Regions from separate parts of the Mus musculus genome. Here region 2 is linked to region 1. Evidence: chromatin loops called from intact Hi-C (ENCODE). Cell type or tissue: left cerebral cortex. All regions are shown on one strand. Links, peaks and the distances in the headings refer to the core of each region. The heading gives the core; the rest is flanking DNA.

The links. Peaks named below come from ENCODE experiments on the same cell type or tissue, not always from the same donor. Only the 100,000 strongest peaks of a DNase experiment are listed, where the experiment ranks them.
Region 2: it touches region 1 in a loop (1.9-fold over the local background); 5 of 42 quality-filtered maps call a loop at or near these places.

Annotation. Positions count from the first base shown.
Region 1 is chr8:117,340,178-117,349,201 of GRCm38, reverse strand. All of the region lies in intron 1 of Cmip (c-Maf inducing protein), which reads right to left. Among named protein-coding and RNA genes, the nearest start is that of Gm51554, 30 kb to the right of the region's middle. In left cerebral cortex, for the core only: no CTCF peak of the experiment used is centred there; a DNase peak (open chromatin) is centred at 4,095.
Region 2 is chr8:117,284,799-117,293,822 of GRCm38, reverse strand. The region is part of intron 1 of Cmip (c-Maf inducing protein); the gene reads right to left. Among named protein-coding and RNA genes, the nearest start is that of Gm51554, 26 kb to the left of the region's middle. In left cerebral cortex, for the core only: a CTCF peak has its summit at 3,858 (motif pointing left); DNase peaks (open chromatin) are centred at 4,257, 4,608, 5,017, 8,545 and 1 more place.

The DNA.
Region 1 (9,024 bases), core at 581-8,580:
TGGAGCAAACACTCCAGTGTTCTTGGCTTTCTGTTGCCCGTGGTTACCCAGAACCCTCTGGATGTCACTGATGGAGCCGGGGGAGGGGAGGGGAGGGGGAGGGGCGAAGGGGGGGACCAAATAAAGTTCAGGTTTTCTTTGTCTTCTTCAGGGCAAATTCGAAGGGCCCTGGGGCTGTCCCCAGGGAAAGATGTTGGGCACCTGCTTCATGTCAATACAGTGTGTGGGCAAACGCCAGGGTTCTTGCAGCCCCTGCCTGCAGCTCTCTCTCTAGTCAAGTCCTTGCTAACTCACAGGCTGAGCTGTGGAAGCACGAACGAACGGCTCCTCTCCTGGCAACAGCAGTCATGTGACATTGCTGTGGGCAGAGGCCAGGTAGACATTCACTGAATCAATAAGACCCTCAACGCTGTCCCGTCCAGTGCTATCATGGACTCAGAACCAAAGCAGAGACATATAAACAGAGGAAACCACTAACTCCCTACTGCCCTCCCATACAGCAGGGGACAAGGGCACACACATTCTCCCAGGCCTCTAGCCACAAGTACAGGACACCTTCATCTTCTGTTCTCCTCAATGCTGTACACAGCAGCTGTGTGGAAGCTTCCGAGTCACACAAGAGGACATCAAAGCTTGGGCACTGTGCGTGCATGAATGGCTTTAGGTCACACAACAAGCAGCTGGAGCTGGTGGCACCTAACTAAGGTGGAGGGACAGAGCAAAGAGAGCTGACATGGGCGTGTGCTGACACTTGCTTGTGTCCAATGGGGGAGAACAGACACACTGCACACTCATATGCACACCCTTGTAACAGGCGTGTGTGCATGTATACCAACGAGCATGAATGAGCATCTATACATATGGACAAGTGCAGAAACATATAGAATACGTATAGGCACACACACGCACATAAAGGGGGATCCCCACTGACCTTCAAGGGAGCTGGTTGTACCCCAAACCTTGCTAAGCAGTCAAACCATACCCTTGCTCTGCCACCCCACTCCACTCCTTACCCACCAGGTTTAGCTGAGGCTATCCCTGTGGCTGCTGGCCTTTGTCCACAGAAGCAGACAGAAGGTTTCAGCAGGGTCCCTGGGGACCAGTGGGGTACACTTGGAAGTGTCTCTACAGTACCCCTCACACACACCACAGACTCATTCCCACAGGATCCTCTATATAGGGTGGGTCTCCTGGGGATGGGGGTAGGGGTGTCCCATGGCTTGACTGATGCTGGCAAGGAAAAATGGGAGAAGTCAGCTGTCAAATTTCCTAACGGCTCTCCGCCCCACCGGCTCCTGGCCTGGTAATGAAAGGGGGATGAAGAAAGAACAGATGGGAAGGAACACCCACATTGGCAGGGCTGCCATTCTCCAGGGTAAAGGTCCACTGCAGAGAACTCAACCAGCTCTGCAGGGTTAATCATTGCCTTAGGAGGGGCCAACCAATGCTCCACAGGCCCAAGGAATCAGCAACCAGCTTTATGGTCAGGGAGCCAACCCCCTCCAAAAGCCTTGCACTTTAGGGTTTGGATGATGATTAAGTAGTGGCCACATTGTCAATCCCTCTTCCCCAGGGCTGGAGAGATGACTCCAGGGTTAAGAATCCTTCTTCCCTGACCACCCTTCCTACGCTTTTTTGTTTTGTTTTGTTTTTGAGACGGGTAAGCTCTAGCTGACCTTGAACTCACAGAGATCTGCCTGCCTCCGTCATCCCAGTGCTGACAGGCACACAATCTTTTTTTTTTTTGGCTTTTCGAGACAGGGTTTCTCTGTGTAGCCCTGGCTGTTCTGGAACTCACTTTGTAGACCAGGCTGGCCTCGAACTCAGAAATCCGCCTGCCTCTGCCTCCCGAGTGCTGGAATCAAAGGCGTGCGCCACCATGCCCGGCTAACAGGCACCCAATCTTAACCTTGCCCTTTCCCATCCAAGCTGATGGTAAACGGCTAGTGGATAAGCATACAAGCCCAAGCAACGGGCCTGGATCAAATCTCACCGAAGACTGGTAAGCTCAGACACCTGCGGGACCCTTGAGGGCTCATTAAGGTAAGATCTGTTAGGCAAGCATGAGGACCCGAGTTCGAATCTTGCTCCCAGTCGGGTGTGGTAGTGTGCACTTACAATCCAGCACTTGGGGAAAGCAGGAACAGGCACAATCCCTTGGACTTAAAGGCCAGCCAGACTAGCCTACTCAACAAGTTCCAGGACAAAAAAAAAAAAAATCCTAACCTCCTCCTGCATGTACACACAGGTACACTCATACCCACACAACCCCCATGCTCTCTCACTCAAGAATGATGCTGGGGTCATCTCACAATGTCAGGGCTGCAGAAGAGGCTGGCATCAGAGTCACAACACTCAGGTGACAGTGAGGGCACAGCAGAGCTCCAGGTCTGTTCCTTCCTCCCAGGACACCTGGCCTTGATGTACAAGAGGGCCTGGGATCTGAAGGCCCATGTAGATGCTATGTCCCTACGTTCTACAACCTGTCCCTACCTGCCATCCATCCTGGTTTGGTTTCTTGGGCCTCAAATGGACAGACTTGAGGCTTTAGGCCCTGGAGACTACCTCCTTTTTCTTTCTTCTTCTCCTGCTTCAAATGAAGTGCTCCCAAAGCCCAACTTTTTCTTCTTAGAGTGATGCCTAGCCTTGCTATTCTATAAGCTACTGTTTCTGGCCATGGGGACCCTCTCTACCTAGCAAACCAGGGTGCTTAGAGATGGCTCCCAAAGGCCATCAGGCCAGGATTCGGCAGGAGCAGGGGAGGCAGGTGTCTTTCCCTTTCAAGATTTACAGTTCCTGCCACCTCATTTGTACCAAACTGCGTATAGCCCATACTGTCTGCCCCAGAACTGCAATCCAACCACACACCCCTCCCTGTCTCTCCAGATCTTTCCAGAGCTTAGGCCTTACCACACAGTTCTTCCCTGGGCCCAGGAAGCAGTCTACCTACCTGAGCCAGCCATTCTGCATCCTCTCTGCCTCTCGAGGCTCGGCACTGGCCTTGGCCTTCCTTCTACAGTATGAAGGGACAGGTGCCGGACTTGACCCAACCCCACATGACCGTAAGTGCCCCTACCAAACGGGCCTTTGCAGCCTGGTACCAGGTCCGCACTGTAAAGCAGAACTCTGCCACAGTGGGGTGCTTGCGGCCACATGGTGCAATCTGACTGACTTCCAGCAGCTATAGGGAGCTTGGAGCCCTGGAAAGGAGGCTTATGAGTCTGGGCTGCACCTTCGACTTCTGTTTTTCTCTAATTACACGGGCAGACTTATTGTGTGCCCTGCCTCACCATGCCCCATGGTTACAGGACTGGGCAGGGCAGGTGGGTACAGGATTGGCAACAGAACTTGTGCTTGACCACCTACTGACCGTCGTCCTGGATCACTGGGTGGCAGTCACAGTCTCCGTCTCTTTTTGGTCTGAAAACACTCCGAGGGCTGGATGCACAGGGCTTTTATTCCGTTCTGTGCTGTCCTGTCCTGTAAACATCAGCCATAGAAAGGAAGACAGGGACCAGCGAACAACTTGTGACTCAGATACTGTCTCTTCCTCAGCAAGCTCAGGAGCACAACCACCCTTGACCACATCCTCTCGTCCCCTCGCGAAGGGGACAGTGTACCCTGCAACCAACTATCGCCATCTGCACCAGTGTGAGCCAAGCACCCTGTCCTGCGGTCCTCCCCAACCCCAGACACACTACCACCATACCAACACCAGCAGCACCACCGCCGCCACCACCACCAGAGTCACAGAGGAAAATGGAGGGTAAGTCTGCTTTCTCGTCACTCAGAGAACCAGACTTTGGCCCCTTCTTCCTCTTCCCCAGAGCTCTAGCTCCTTGCCTATGGCTTAGTCAATAGAGTCCCCTACAGGAGTTTACAAAATATATGTAAGTTGCAAGGGATGAACGGGGAGTCTTTTATAAACCAAACTGAATGCTTTTCATCCCTGACTGTTGGCTGGGATGTTCCCCCGATGCCTTTACTCACCGTGAGCATCGCCACGTCCCACCCACCCACCCACCCACCCTCCTCGTCCCATTTCCTGCCAATGTAGGTCACGCTGGATTCTCCTGCGTTCCCTAAGTTCTGCCTCCGGTGAGGGTGTGACTCTGTCTGAGACAAATTTAGAAGTTCTCTCACCGGCGTGTAGGGACCCTGTGCACTCTCATTCAACTGACACCCAGACTGTAACCACAACTTGTAAGTCTGTTCAGAGATCTCCTGTCATGTGGGGTTAACAATCATGTCCCTTGTGGGTTCACAAGCAACCTTCACAGAGAAACAATTCCAAGGATAGCAGGGGCATGGTGGTGGTGATGGTGGGGTAAACAGAAACTGATCAGCCAGGTGTATGATAGAGCCCTACCTTCCAACTCTCTGTTTTGCCTGGCTGGAGCCCTGTCCCGTGTTCTCGTCAGACAGGTGAGCCCTCACTGCTTTGCACAATACAGGGATGATGGGTGTGTGAGGTCACACAGTGGGGACCACTGTCTTCCAGGATGAGAGAGGCAAGGAGCTGGGTGGGGAGGCCTCAGACAGGACACAGGAAAAAGAAGGGATTGTTGTCTGTGGCCTGATCCTGCAGAGGTCTAGGAGTGTGCAAGAGGAGGGCTCTTCAGGTGCCAGTAAAACGCTGTCTAAGGAAGGCCTAGGGAGCCAAGGGGCGTTGGTCAGTGTCAGTCGGCATAGAGAATGCAAAGCCTGATGAGTCACACTTGGATTGGCTACCTGGAAAACTCGGGAGTTGGCCTCTGTCTTGCAAAGACTCTGAAGAGTAAAATGCCACATGGAAATTACCCATGCCAGGGATCAGGAGTACAACCTGGGACACACATTCACACATGACACATGTTCACACACACAGACATGTGACACACACATATTTACACATAGCACGCATTCATATATGGCACATAGAAGGCACACATATTCACCACAGCACATGCATACATCATACACATTCATATGTTCCTCCACAAACATTCACCCATACCCCATCTACATACACATTCACACATGAGCATACAAAACCCCTCCACCCACATATTCACAGGCATACACAGAACACCCTACACATCAATATGCAACACACATGTATCAGTGTATACACACCACACCCCTACAAACACAAAACATGCACGTGTTTGTGTGCCTGTATCCACACCCCTAAACATATATACATACATGAGCACTCATGTAAACATGTCCACACCCTCTGTGCATATTCAGTTTGGACGCACATATACAATGTTCCACATTTAAATATAAGTGTATATCGCACACTCCCGTGTGTATTATAAATGTATGTGTGTATACACACGCACACAAATACACAGCTTCATTCACCTGAACTCATGTTTACATGTGAGCAAAGATTCCTTTGCAGAGGCCTGGCAGCCTGTACTGCACCCAGAGCAGAAACAGGGGCTTCCGGGATCCAAGCCATGACAAAGCAGAAGTGGTGTGGGGACACTCACAGCGCCTGGAAATGCTCTGCTCACCAACAAGTAGGGCTCACACGCTCAAGGCACACGCCCAGAGCTCAAGCAGCACCTTGTCATCTCTGAAAGCCCTCACACGCCAGCATCACCTCACACAGCGCTGCAGAGACTCGGCTATAAGAACCCCTCCTTTTCCACGCCTGTGACTTCTCACCCCTGGTGCCACTTAAGAACCAACTTCCTTCTCTCGTGTAAAAGACACTCACACAGATTCAGGAGCCCGTCCTCTGTAAATCCGGATTGATTGTGCCGGGACAGAGCAACCAATGAGTCCAAAGAATACGATGACTGGGTGGGGGCAGCTGACCCTGCCGAGGCCGGTACTTAATTCTACCCAGGACCAATCCAGGGAACCTAGGACTACATGAAAGGAGAAATGGATTCCCTGACTGAGGCTTGTTTACACTGTTCTTGTGCTGGGTGGGTGCGATTTAAAAGCTCCTTAAAGTAGCCGCATTCCGCTAAGATGGGAAGGTGCCTTCCGGTCAGTGTGGGCTATACTAGTGGTAAGAGCCAAGCCTGCTTCCTCTTTAGGAAGAAAGCAGAAGTGGAGATGGAATGTCACTGAGGAGACTCGAGGGGTCACAACAAGGTGGCAGGAGTCAAAATCTCACCCCCACCCCCACCCCACCCCTCCAGGATCTTCACTATGTAGTATGTCCCTCTGGCTGTCCTAGAACTCACTATGTAGACCACACTACCCTTGAACTCTATCTGCCTCTGCCCCCCAGGGGCCAGGATTAAAGATGGGTGTGTACTCCCAACACCCAGGGGGTCAATTGCATAAACAATGAGTCAAGGTTACTTATTTCCTGAGACAGAAAGTAAAACAGGAACCTGTCTTTCTCAAAGAGAAGGTGGCCCACCTAGATCCAGATGGAGGTTTCAGACAGCGGATTATTTTATACTCACCTCAACTCTAGGTGGAGAAACTGAGACACTGAGGGAGTGACTGGTTCATCCGAGCTCAAGGTCAGACACTCACCCCAAGATTCTGACCTCTGCCTCAGCACGTCCAGTCCCACTGCCTCACCGCAATGAGGTACCCCACACATGATTCACAGAATCTAGGAGGCCAGGGGCAGAGTTCTGGGAAGCCCTGAACATCAACGTGATGTCCTGGAGAGAGGCCTATGTTAACTGTTTCTGGGTGTTCTCATGGGAAGCCCCTGAAGAGGGATCTCTGCCGGTCATCTGACATTTGGATGTCACCAGGGTGGAGGTGACACTGTTCTGTTCAGGGAAAGGATGGCCACAGAACCAGGCATGGGCACCTATGTCCGCTTGGAGTGCCACTAGGCAGAGGTTAGACAAATGCCTACGGAAGGGCAGATGCCCTAAGCCAGGCATGGAGAACTCACAAGTCCAAGACTATGACATGAGTACCCCACCCCGGCAATAAGGGAATGAATTTAAAAAATAACCATTTATTTAAAAAATAACCATTTAAAAAATTTAAAAAATAGCCATTTAAAAAATAACAAGGACAAATTTAAAAATAAAAATTAAAAAATAACCATTTAAAAAATTTTAAAAATAACCATTTAAAAAATAACAAGGACAAGGAGGAAGGATGCAGAGGTCGGCCTGTTAGCCTCCACACACATGTGCTGCTCATATGCACGTGAGTGTGTATGTGTGCGCACACACAAAACACACACACGCACAGCAAAATAACCCCAAAAGTTCCAAGATAAGAAATATCTGAGGTTTGAGGGAGCATGGGCCAGGACATTGAGGGGGACAGAATCCCTCAGCAGGTGGACTTGTTGGTCAAGGCATCTTGACCACATATGAAGGCTGGTGTCTTAATCACTTAGCTGTCATGGTGGTCAACTACTTGGCTCTCATTCTGTTTCTTCATTTGGACAGAGAGGGCAAGCATTTGGCAAGCTGAGGAGTTGTACGGCGGGGTTTTGCGGGGGGGGGGGGGGGGGGGGCGGCTCAAGGTTACTCTGCACGGTGGTTTGAAAGAGAATGCCCCTCCCCACAAAGGCCCATACATTTGAATGCTTGGTCCCCAGGGAAAGGAATTGTTTGGAAAGGATAGAAAATGTGGCTTCGTTCTAGATGTCTCCCCAAGGTATGGGTTTTAAGGTCTATGAGGCCCTGGTCATTCCCAGTTAGCATCTTTCTCTCTGCCTCATGTTTGTACATTAGGGATGTAAACTACTGCCCCAGCCCCACGCCTACCTGCCTGCTAATGACATGTTCATCACCACTGTGATCACGGACGGACTCACTCTCTTGAAACTGTAAGCCCTCAATAAATTTTTTTCCTTCTATCCATCAGGAGCCTTGGTAATACTGTCTTATCACAGCAATACAAAAGTAAGACTCTCTGGAGATCAGAGAACTGTTTTCAGCCTATTCACTGACATCTGTAACCATCCTTACACACTATGATGAATAATGTCAGTCAGACCCACTTCTAGTCTGGGTTACCTGGGGTGAGACATCCCACCCTGAATGCGGGCAGCATGTTAATCCAGATTAAGCTCAAGCATCCACTGGAAGAAATCGAGAATCACCGGGGAGATGAGCCTGTAGGCATGCGTGTATAGGGCCATCCTTATTTGGCTGAGGTGACATCACCCAACCTCCGTGGCACCATTCCCTGGGCTGGGACCCTGGGCTGTTTACAGATAATAAGCTGAACATCAACTTTCACCTCTCTGCTTCCTGACCTGGAAGGCAGAGTGACCACGTCCCTGCCGCTACAACTCCCAAGGACAGCAACCTTGAACCATGGGCCAAAATAAACTCATCGCTTTGGTAAGAGTGCTTTATCACAGAAACAGAAAAATAATGAAGGCACGGTTCCATGAGCCTTAATTCATCCTGGTCTGAACAGAGAGGAGAAAGCAGCCGCTCCCGGCTGCAGACGGCAACGTGGATCTCTGCCTCGATTTCCCTACCCTGACAGACTGTCCCACCCCCGCCCCACCCCACCCCCTCACCCCGCAGAACATAAACCAAAACAAACCCTCTGTAAGTTGCTTCTGATCAGGTATTTGTCCACAAGAAGGTCAATCATAGATGTACCAATAGGTGGCGGCTTCTGACTCCATGCAGACTCTGCGCTTAGAGCCAAGGATGGATTCATGTGGTTCCAGACCTTGAACTCAAGAGGCAGGGAACTAAGACACTTAACAAATGAAATCTACCCACTGGGGCAACTGCTTATCCTGCGGCCCAAGCACTGGTGACAGCTCTCACTGGTTCCCCTCAAAGTTGGCCACAAAACTCAGGAGGGGAGAGAGAGAGAGGGTGCGGTTCGAATGAGGAAAGCAGATGCAGAGGTCAGCAGTCAGCGTTAGCAAGAACAGCTTGCTGCTCCAGATTGCAGAAGTTCATTCGTGTGAGAAACAGTGGAGGGGGTGGGGGAGGGGCCCAGCACCCAGGTGATGTAGCAAGAGGAGGGGGCGGGGCAGGGCGGGGCAGGGCGGGGCACAGTCTCACCCAGGGCCATCCCTGCCCTGAGGTCTTATATCAGAATTAAAAAAAAAAAAAAAAAAAA
Region 2 (9,024 bases), core at 637-8,636, 55 kb after region 1:
AGCATCCTTAGCTAGATCCACGAAGTGCAGGAGCTCCAACAAGGAAGGGGGGGCAAATGACCAGGATCTGCTTCTGGGTCCTAGGCTTTGGGACAGGAAGAAATGCAAGAGCAAGCCAGCCATGAGTTTATCGGAAACCATCCAGGCTGGTCTGACTGTGCGGTGCAGGTTGGCTGTGGTCACGTTAAGGAGGGAGACTTTGTAAGCACACAGATATTCCCTTCTTTTAAACTCCCTTGAACACGTTCCTCTCGTACTGTGCTGGCAACTAAATAAAGGGTAGGGAATTGAGAATTGTCGTGTACAGGGCTTTGGAGCTGACATGGGCCTTTCTCATAGGTAATCTTACTTGATCCTCACGAGAGGGAGGCAGAGCAGGGAGGGTGGCCCCTAATTTTCCTCCAAGAAGAAAAGTGCGTGGCTCAGGATGCCTAGCAGTCACAAAGTGCTGAGCCCCATTCCCAACTACGGCGTCCACGAGGCGTGCTAGCACACGTTTGTAGCATCAGCACTTTGGCGGGCGGACACAAGAGGATCATCAAGAGGGACCTCAGGGTCAGTCTGGGTTCCAGAGACAGTTCAAGGCCAGCCTGGTCTACATGAGACCCTGTTCAAGGCTGACCTTAAACTCCTGATCCCCCTGACAGACACACCTACCTGGTGTCGCACAGGAAAGCGCTATCACGCTCAGTTTCCGAGACACTGAGAATTGAGGTCAGAACATCCTACATCCCCAGCAAACGCTCTAAGCATCTCCATCCTCAGCCCCGCATCAGCGGCTCTGACTTTGTCTCTGCAGCCATGGAGGCTGCTGCTCCGCTGTAAAGGCCCCTGTGGGGGCTGGGATACTATCTCCTCTCCTCTCTGGTCCATTTCAACCCCTGCCCTGGGGATCCATGAAGATGATGCTGCCTGCTGATGTGGGGGCTTCTGGAGTCTGACAGTCTCGTCAGGGGCTCAGGCAGCTTGGTAGCGTCTACTGGAACATATGAAAGCCCCAGACCTGGAACCAGATGGACCTTAACTTCATGGTCCATGACCCTAAACTCCACACCGCCTGACTGGAATCCAGACGGGGTAGAGTCCCAAAAATATATACACTGTTCTATTACAGATTATATTTATATTATATATAAAATTCTCCACTCCGGTGAAGCTCCCATCCTACCACGAAGTCCTACAAGATAAGCAGGAGAGTAAGGGCCCACTGTCGGTTTCACCAAAGCAAGGGAAACTGAGGCCCACCTCAGAGGGCATCGGCTTGTCATCCTCCTAACAGTCCCAGAAAACCAGCATTGCCCAGACGTGGTGGAGGCTGGTGGAGGCTACAAAGGTCCCTGGTCAGGATGAGAGACAAATTGCAGTAACCATGGCAACGCCACACTCCCTCGGTGCAGCCTAATCCCAAGTCGTTTACATATCTGGTCTCCTGGGCCTTCCTGGATAAAAAAGGATCCAGGACCACTGTAGCAGCACCGATTCCACTTCAGAGAGTGGAGAACTGGTCACATGGGTAGGGTAGAAGGAGAAGAACAGAAACTCAGACTCCTTCCTGAACTCTTGGCAAGTACAATCAACTGCTTCTCAGCATTAGTGTGAAGCCAGAATGGACAACAATCATGATAGAATATCCTCCAGTTTATTTAAATATTATTAATATTATCACAAGGCTAGAGTCAGTCCATCAAAAGTAGCAACAGGCCTGAGGAGATGGCTCGTGGGCGCTGACGGTGTAGGCATGAGAAACCAGGTTCAAATCCCCAGTCCCCATACAAAAAGCTAGGCATGAGATCACAGGCCTAGGATCTCGATGCTGGGGAGGAAGAAAGACTCCCTCAGGCTCACTGGCTAATCTGTCTACCTGAACTGGGAAGTTCTAGGTTGAGTAAGAGACCCTGTTTGAAACAGTGAGGTACACAGCAAAGGAGAAAGATATCAGAGGCTGGCCTCTGGTACATGAGAGAGTGCATGCACGCACACATGTGTGGGGAAAAAAAAATCACATGACTTACAGGGTACCCCCCCTCCCCAACAGTGCCTCCTGAACAGAACCAAACCAAACCATACACAACAGACAGTAATTCCGTGCAGGCTGCCCGGTGTGGTCGAGGCTATCTCACCGTACCAAGTAAAACACTGAGGGATGCAGGCTGCGTCCTAAAGCTGCCCTGAGGCCTGTCCCATGTCAGGCACCAAACCAAACACTTCCAATGACTCCCTCCTTTGACACTCACAGGGACCCCTTGAAAGTTCACACATAAGTGAACCTGGGACTCTGAGAAGCAAGGGGCAAGTTCAAAGCCACAGAGCTACCAGAACTCAGCCTGCTGGGATCCCAGTTTCCAGGCCCTGGGGCTGCGGCTCTGGCATCCTCTTCAGAGAGGGAGGAGCTGCCTGGAAACCCAGAAGGACAAGCTACCCAGCCTGCCCATTCCCGCCACACAGGCTCCCTGAGCCCACCACAGGTCCGGAACCCCTCACTTCAAAGTGATTCACCGGGCAGGGCTGTGTGGTTGGGGCTGAGGCCTTGGGCAGTGCTGTCTGTCGCAGGGCAGTTCTTGTCCCTGACCACCCAGGTTTGAACTGGGTTCTCCCAGGACCTCAGGAATTCTGGTGCCAGTTTGTGGAGGCTGTCTGGTTGAGGCCACCTCGTTTGTAGGAGCTTGCCATTTCTAAGGAAGTTATATCTTAGTTCCCTGACAGTTCAGAGAGGGTCTGTGGGGATGAGGGTGGCTAGAGTCAGCCCCTGACCCTCACTATTCACTAATCTCATTCTCACCTATTCACAGCCATACCAGGGCCCACTCTCGGGACCACAGACCCTGATCCAGCAGACCAGAAAGTTCTCTCTGCCTCTCCAAGGACTGATGTCCAAAGGAATATCACCACCTCAGATGCCTCTGCCCCAAATCCCACACTCTGAGTGTAGTGTGTCCCCTGTCCTGCTCAGGGCCCAGCATCTCTGAACCCCAGGAGTCTGAGGATATTGAAATGTGTGATGCCTGAGGTCAGAGCTCACTGATGTGAGCCCAGCTGAGGGAAGATGGCCAAGAACAACTCGCTCATTTGCTTCATTTCCAGACTCCGCTGCTGCTGCTGGAGCCGGGCTTCCAAACCAAGTTGGCTTTGGCCAGGACCTCTGCAGCTGCGGCGGCCACAAGGCGCATCTGGATTCGCTTAGGGAGTTAAACACCATAAAGTTCTCTTAAGAAATTAGTTCCTGGGGATCCTGTGTCTCTCTGGGGATTGGGTGAGGGGCTGACCTGGGCCAAGGACACCCAGAAACTGTCTGCCTGGGGAAAAGGCACTTTGTGATCTACTTGAAGAATCAGCGTGCCCCATTCAAGATGGCTTGGGAGGACGGCCAGGCAAGGGCAATGCACAGGGAAGGCACTTCCTAACTGCTCTGAGTGACAGCACCCAAGGACAAATGAATGGCCTCAATTAATCTGTCTGCTGAATGGGGACACATCACGGGAGGACCTGGCAGGGCGTGTGCACACCTGCATTCTCATTTACTTTGCTAGTGACACCTGGTAACTGCACACAGGAATGAGGTATAATGTGATTGACACATGCATGCATTATGTCACAGGCAAATAAAAAGCCCTCCCTCGGGCTGGGGAGATGGCTCGCTCAGTGGATACTCGTTACAAAGGCATGAGGCCGAGAGTTCAAGCTCCAGAACCCACATTAATAAAATACATTTTTTAAAAAAGGCACAGGATGGAGAGATGGCTCAGCGGGTAAGAGCACTGACTGCTCTTCCAAAGGTCCTGAGTTCAAATCCCAGCAACCACATGGTGGTTCACAACCACCCATAATGAGATCTGACGCCCTCTTCTGGTGCATCTGAAGACAGCTACTGTGTGCTTATGTATAATAATAAATACATCTTTGGGCCAGAGCGAGCAGGGACTGGAGTGAGCGGCGCCGACCGGAGCAAGCGGGGTCGAACAGAGCGAGCAGAGGTCCTAAATTCAATTCCCAACAACCACATGAAGGCTCACAACCATCTGTACAGCTACAGTGTACTCATATACATAAAATAAATAAATCTTAAAAAGAAAAAAGAAAAAAGTCAGGCATAGCATTATGGTCTAGTAGTCCTGATGCTGGGGAGGCAGATGCTCACTGTCTCTGGCTTGCCCAGCCCACTTGGGGAGTTCCAAGCCAATGAGAGACTCTGTCTGTGAAGAACAAGAAAGGAGGTTGTCCTTTGGCCTCCTCCTCCTCCACCACACACACACACACACACACACACACACACACACACACTTCACCTCCCATTCTCTCTCTTGAAGTCCCCTTATTCCAAACCTCACAGCTAGTCAGCCCCAAGAAACCGCACATCTGAGGAAGAACAGTAACAAAAAGCCCCTCCCTCACCAGCCCTCTATGCTGAACACAGGCAGACAAGAGCCTAAAGTGATGGCCAGGACCCAGACCTTCCCAAGCCCCTCTGAGCCAGCCAGGCACACAGGCAACCTCCCAGCTCTGAAGAGTAGATCTGGGAGTCACAATCACCAGCCACCTACACAAACTCAGAATCAGCGGCTGAAACAGCTCCAGGAGGAGGCAAAACCCAGAGAGATTTGTGGAACCCACAGTGCGGTCCCACGGATCAGTCACGGATGGGTGAGTCACTAGCCACGCCTCTTGCCTCCACTCCACCATCCACTTTGGGGGATAAATGGAGTGCGCATTTCAGGGCCCGGGAAGTAGATTTTCCCAGCATGTACTGCGTTCTCTCTTCCATTTCTAGCACTACTCAAGAGGGTACAAAGTATCACCAACGTGATACTTTGCACGTGCCTGTAATTGCAACACTGTAGAAGCTGAGGCAGGAGGATGCTACATCCAAGTTCAAGGCCAACCTGGGCTATAGAGACCAACTCTGTCTCAAAGAGGAAAAAAAAAAACACCATATTAAAAAAATAAAAAATAAAATAAAGATCTCGGAAGCTGGAGAGGTGACTCAGTGGTTAAGAGAAGTGGCTGCTTTTCCAGAGGACCCAAGTTCAATTCTCGACACCCACATGACAGCTCACAACCGTCTGTAACTCCAGCTCCAGGGATCCAATACCCTCACACAGACATACACACAGGCAAAACACCAATCGTGCATTTAAAATAAACGTTTTTAAAAGTCTCTTTCATCCTCTGCAACTCGCCTGTGTCAAGAGCGTCCACATGGCTAAAGGCAAGTAGCTTACTGTTCTCAACAAAGCATATCTAAGAGTACAGTAAACGTGCCCACCTTATTCCCACTGGCTAGGTCTCAAAAGAGCAAAATAAACCAGTATGGGCCCCCACCCAGTCTTGAGGGACTAACAGGAAGCTGGAGACACAGAAATCACCTCAGCTCTTCAACACCCAGTACCCCCCCAGGCTGCACCCCCACTTTGGCCTATGGGCTCAAGGAGCTAGCTATCCAGCAGCAACGGCTGCATTGTCACCAAGGGGCTGATGCATTTCAGTGGCCAACACTACTGACCACCCACTTCCTGCAGCTTAGTCTAAGCATTGCAAACTTAGCGAACAACGGACCATTTGCACAGGAGGACTAAGGCAGACCACCAGGTCACCGCCCTTTCTCTTCAGTCACCCTGACTTGACAGGCATAGAACATACTTCATTCGGGCTTGCTTGATGACCTTCAAGAAGGAAGTGGTTTATTAAACCCCGCTGCCAGGCAGGAAGAGGACAGTCAGTGGCTCGACCAGAGTGACGTCAGACTAAAAGGCAAGACTCCTCATCTCGGGGGAGGCCTAGGATCAGGGTTTGTCAGCTACTGGGTGACTTTGTGACTTTGGTGTGCAACTCAAGTGGGGAACTGTTGCTGTTGGAAGCCACCAAGAAAGTCTGGGGCTGAAAACAAACAGGTCTTCTGGCTACAAGGAGGTATGTGCGGAGGAAGAGGGTGACAGCAACATGTCCTAGGAAAGCCACGCGAACAGGGAACGGGAAAGCAAGAGTCACCCTAGATGGCCGAAGAAAGAACTCTGGAGTCTTCTAGCCCTTTCTAGAGACTCCTTCGCACAGAACCTCACCAATATTTCCAATGTCTGCATCACTTGCCCATCTACCGAGATACCATCAGGGCTTTTAATCCACAGACCACAACAGAGATCTAGAGCATACCATCACCATCTGTTCCCATGGTCCAAGGAAGAGGGAGTCGGCTTCCCCCTTAGTTTCCAACCAGGGACCCTCTCTCCATCAGAGACAAGATGGAGTTCAACTCACAATTCAGTCCATGCAGGGGGTGGGGGTTAAGATAACGGGTAGCCGTAGCAAACAGAGCCCAATACTTAGGTCCAAACCAGGGCTTTCTGGGTGTCCCCAAGAAGCCAACACAGGCAGCAGCTGCTTCCTGGTGTCCCCTGAACTGGTCCTGAGGCCAGCCAACAAAACCAAAGCCAATTTTGCCAGAACTTGACCAGGAGAAAAACAGTTGAGAGGTCCTGGGGAAAATTAGCCTGTTGGTGAGCCCCAGGGTACCCTGGAATCAGGGTTGAAGAAGGTGAAAGCCTGACATACCTTGTCAACTCACTGACTTGAGGCACGGGGTGTCTGCTCTGGCTGCCATAAAACCCCATGGCTAGCAGAAGACTCAACATACAGTAGCTGCTCAACAAATATCAACTGGTTGATTCTCCTCGCAATGGCTAAATACAGAACAGCGATACCGGTAGGGACCAGACACAATACCTTACGCGGAATTCGGGATGTCATTGGTTTAAGGAGAGAGAACTGGGTAGAAAGAGGCATGCCAAGGATTCTATCTACTCCCTTCAAGTTTGCATCAGGATCTCCATTCACGGGACAAGCTGGACAAATCTAGAAGCCATTTGTAAGGCACTGTGTCCAGTCAATAACAAAAGCCATAGTGACACACTCACCCCACCCCACCCCACCCCCGCCACCACCTCCAGAGACCAGTGATTTCGAGGATGGTCCCCAGCCTATACGTGTGGGGTCTTAAAAGACCTTAGACTACCTAGCCCAGGCCCAGTTCATGCACCAAACCTCCAGCCACTCTCCTCTTCTAGTCCCCTCCCATCACATCAGCCTGGCATTCCTGGGAAAGACCAGCAAAATCCTGACCAGGAATCCATGATGCGTCTCACCAGCAGAGAAGCAAGAATCCCAGCACAGTGAGAAACTGAGTGAGGCTACCCTCCCTCCACTGCTTGTAAACCCGACATCTTTCTAGTGTCGTACCAGAAAATGCACAGGGAAAGGACATATCCCAATCCCCTCGCACAGCAATCTTAACGGATTCAGGTTTCACTTTATTAGACTATAATCCCATACTAGACATCTGCAGAGCCACTCAATAATCTCACTTATCAAAAGAGAGGAAGGGGCCAGACTGGAGAGACAGCACAGTGTGTAAGAGTGAGTACTGCTCTTGCAGAGGACGCCAGTTTGGTTCTTTGCACTCATACTGGGTAGAATGCTTGAACTCTGGCTCCAAGGTATCTGATACCCTTTTGAACTCACGGGCATCCATACTCACGACCATACATACCCATATACACATAATTTAAAAATTAGGCAGGGAGAGGTGGTGCGGCAGTTAAGAGCAGCTACTGCTGTCCCAGAGGACCGAGGTCTGGTTCCCAGCACCCACACCAGGCAGCTCACAATCCTCTGTAACTCGAGCTCTGGGGAATCTGCCATCCTCTTCTGGCCTCCGTGGGCACTGCACAGATGTGGTGCACATACACAGATACAAGCAAAATACCATATATGTACAATAAAAACAAATAAACCTTTTTTAAAAAATAAATACTTTGAAAGAGGGAAACAAGAAAAAAAGATTTAACGGCCCTTTGAGATGTAATTTGATATTATAACAAATTGTATCTATATGGGTAATGCTGAGACAGTTGTGACTCTCCCTTGGGAAGTGTGTATCCATGATCTCGGGTATACTTTCTTTCTGAGCAAGCTTTCTTTCTCTTGACCCTTGTGCTTGAAGTCTAAATTAAACATATTAAAACATCCTTAATAATCGCCAACTCTGCTTCCTACCAGCCTGTCCTGAAGTCCTTTTCTGCATCCAAGGCATAAATCCCACTTTGGCCTGAGGTGAGATCCCTAAAAGATTACGGGAACTCCCCAGACTGCTAGGAGTTGACAGTATGAAGATGCATCTCTGTCCCCCACCAGCGGTGGGATGGTGGGCTTGCTGGAGGCACTGCACCCAGCTTACCTGTAGCTTTATATACTGTTCTGAGTGGCTGGAGAGTTCATTATTCTTAAAAAAGGAAACAGAGAACAAGGTTTATTACCAATCACACCTCAAGGTGGCTCCAGTATACCCAGAGAGAGAGAGAGAAATGAATCAGAACGTGTGGAGGGAGAAAGAGAGTGGGCTCAACCTTCCCACCAAGCTCTCCTCACCTTGGCCCATACTCCTGGATTCGACCAACTGTGCCAACCACGGCAACCCATCCTTGAAGCCACATGTCCCCCAGAAGGGAGGAGAGCCCTCCCCTTCAACGTCATCAAAGCTTCCTCAAGTGGAATGACGTCAGAGAGAGATCCTAAAATGACTCACGCTGAAGCTGGGCCACCCCCAGAAACACAACCACCCACCACAGTGTCCCAGAAACAGACACAGACAGCAGCCATTCCCTCCTCTCCTGAACTGCCTATGGGCAAGGCAGCCTAGTTGGCCTTCTAACACCCAGAAGGGCAGCAGAGAGGGTATGCTGACAGGATCAGGGAACAGATGAGGGGAAGTCCTGAAGAGAAAGTACCCAGATTCCCATGAGAGCCTTCATGGGTAGGCACAGAAGGCTCTGCCTCAAATCACCCAGTGTCTTGCATATGCTAGCACAAGATGAGACAGGTGTCTTAGTGATCACGTGGGAAGCCTGGCACCCTGATTCCAAGATCTTTCAGCAACAGGACTCTGGTCTGAATGTAAGGAGCAACCTCAAAATTCCACGTGGGATCCTCAGGTATCATCTGGATGGGGATGGGGAAAGAACAGAGAAAGAGAAGAAA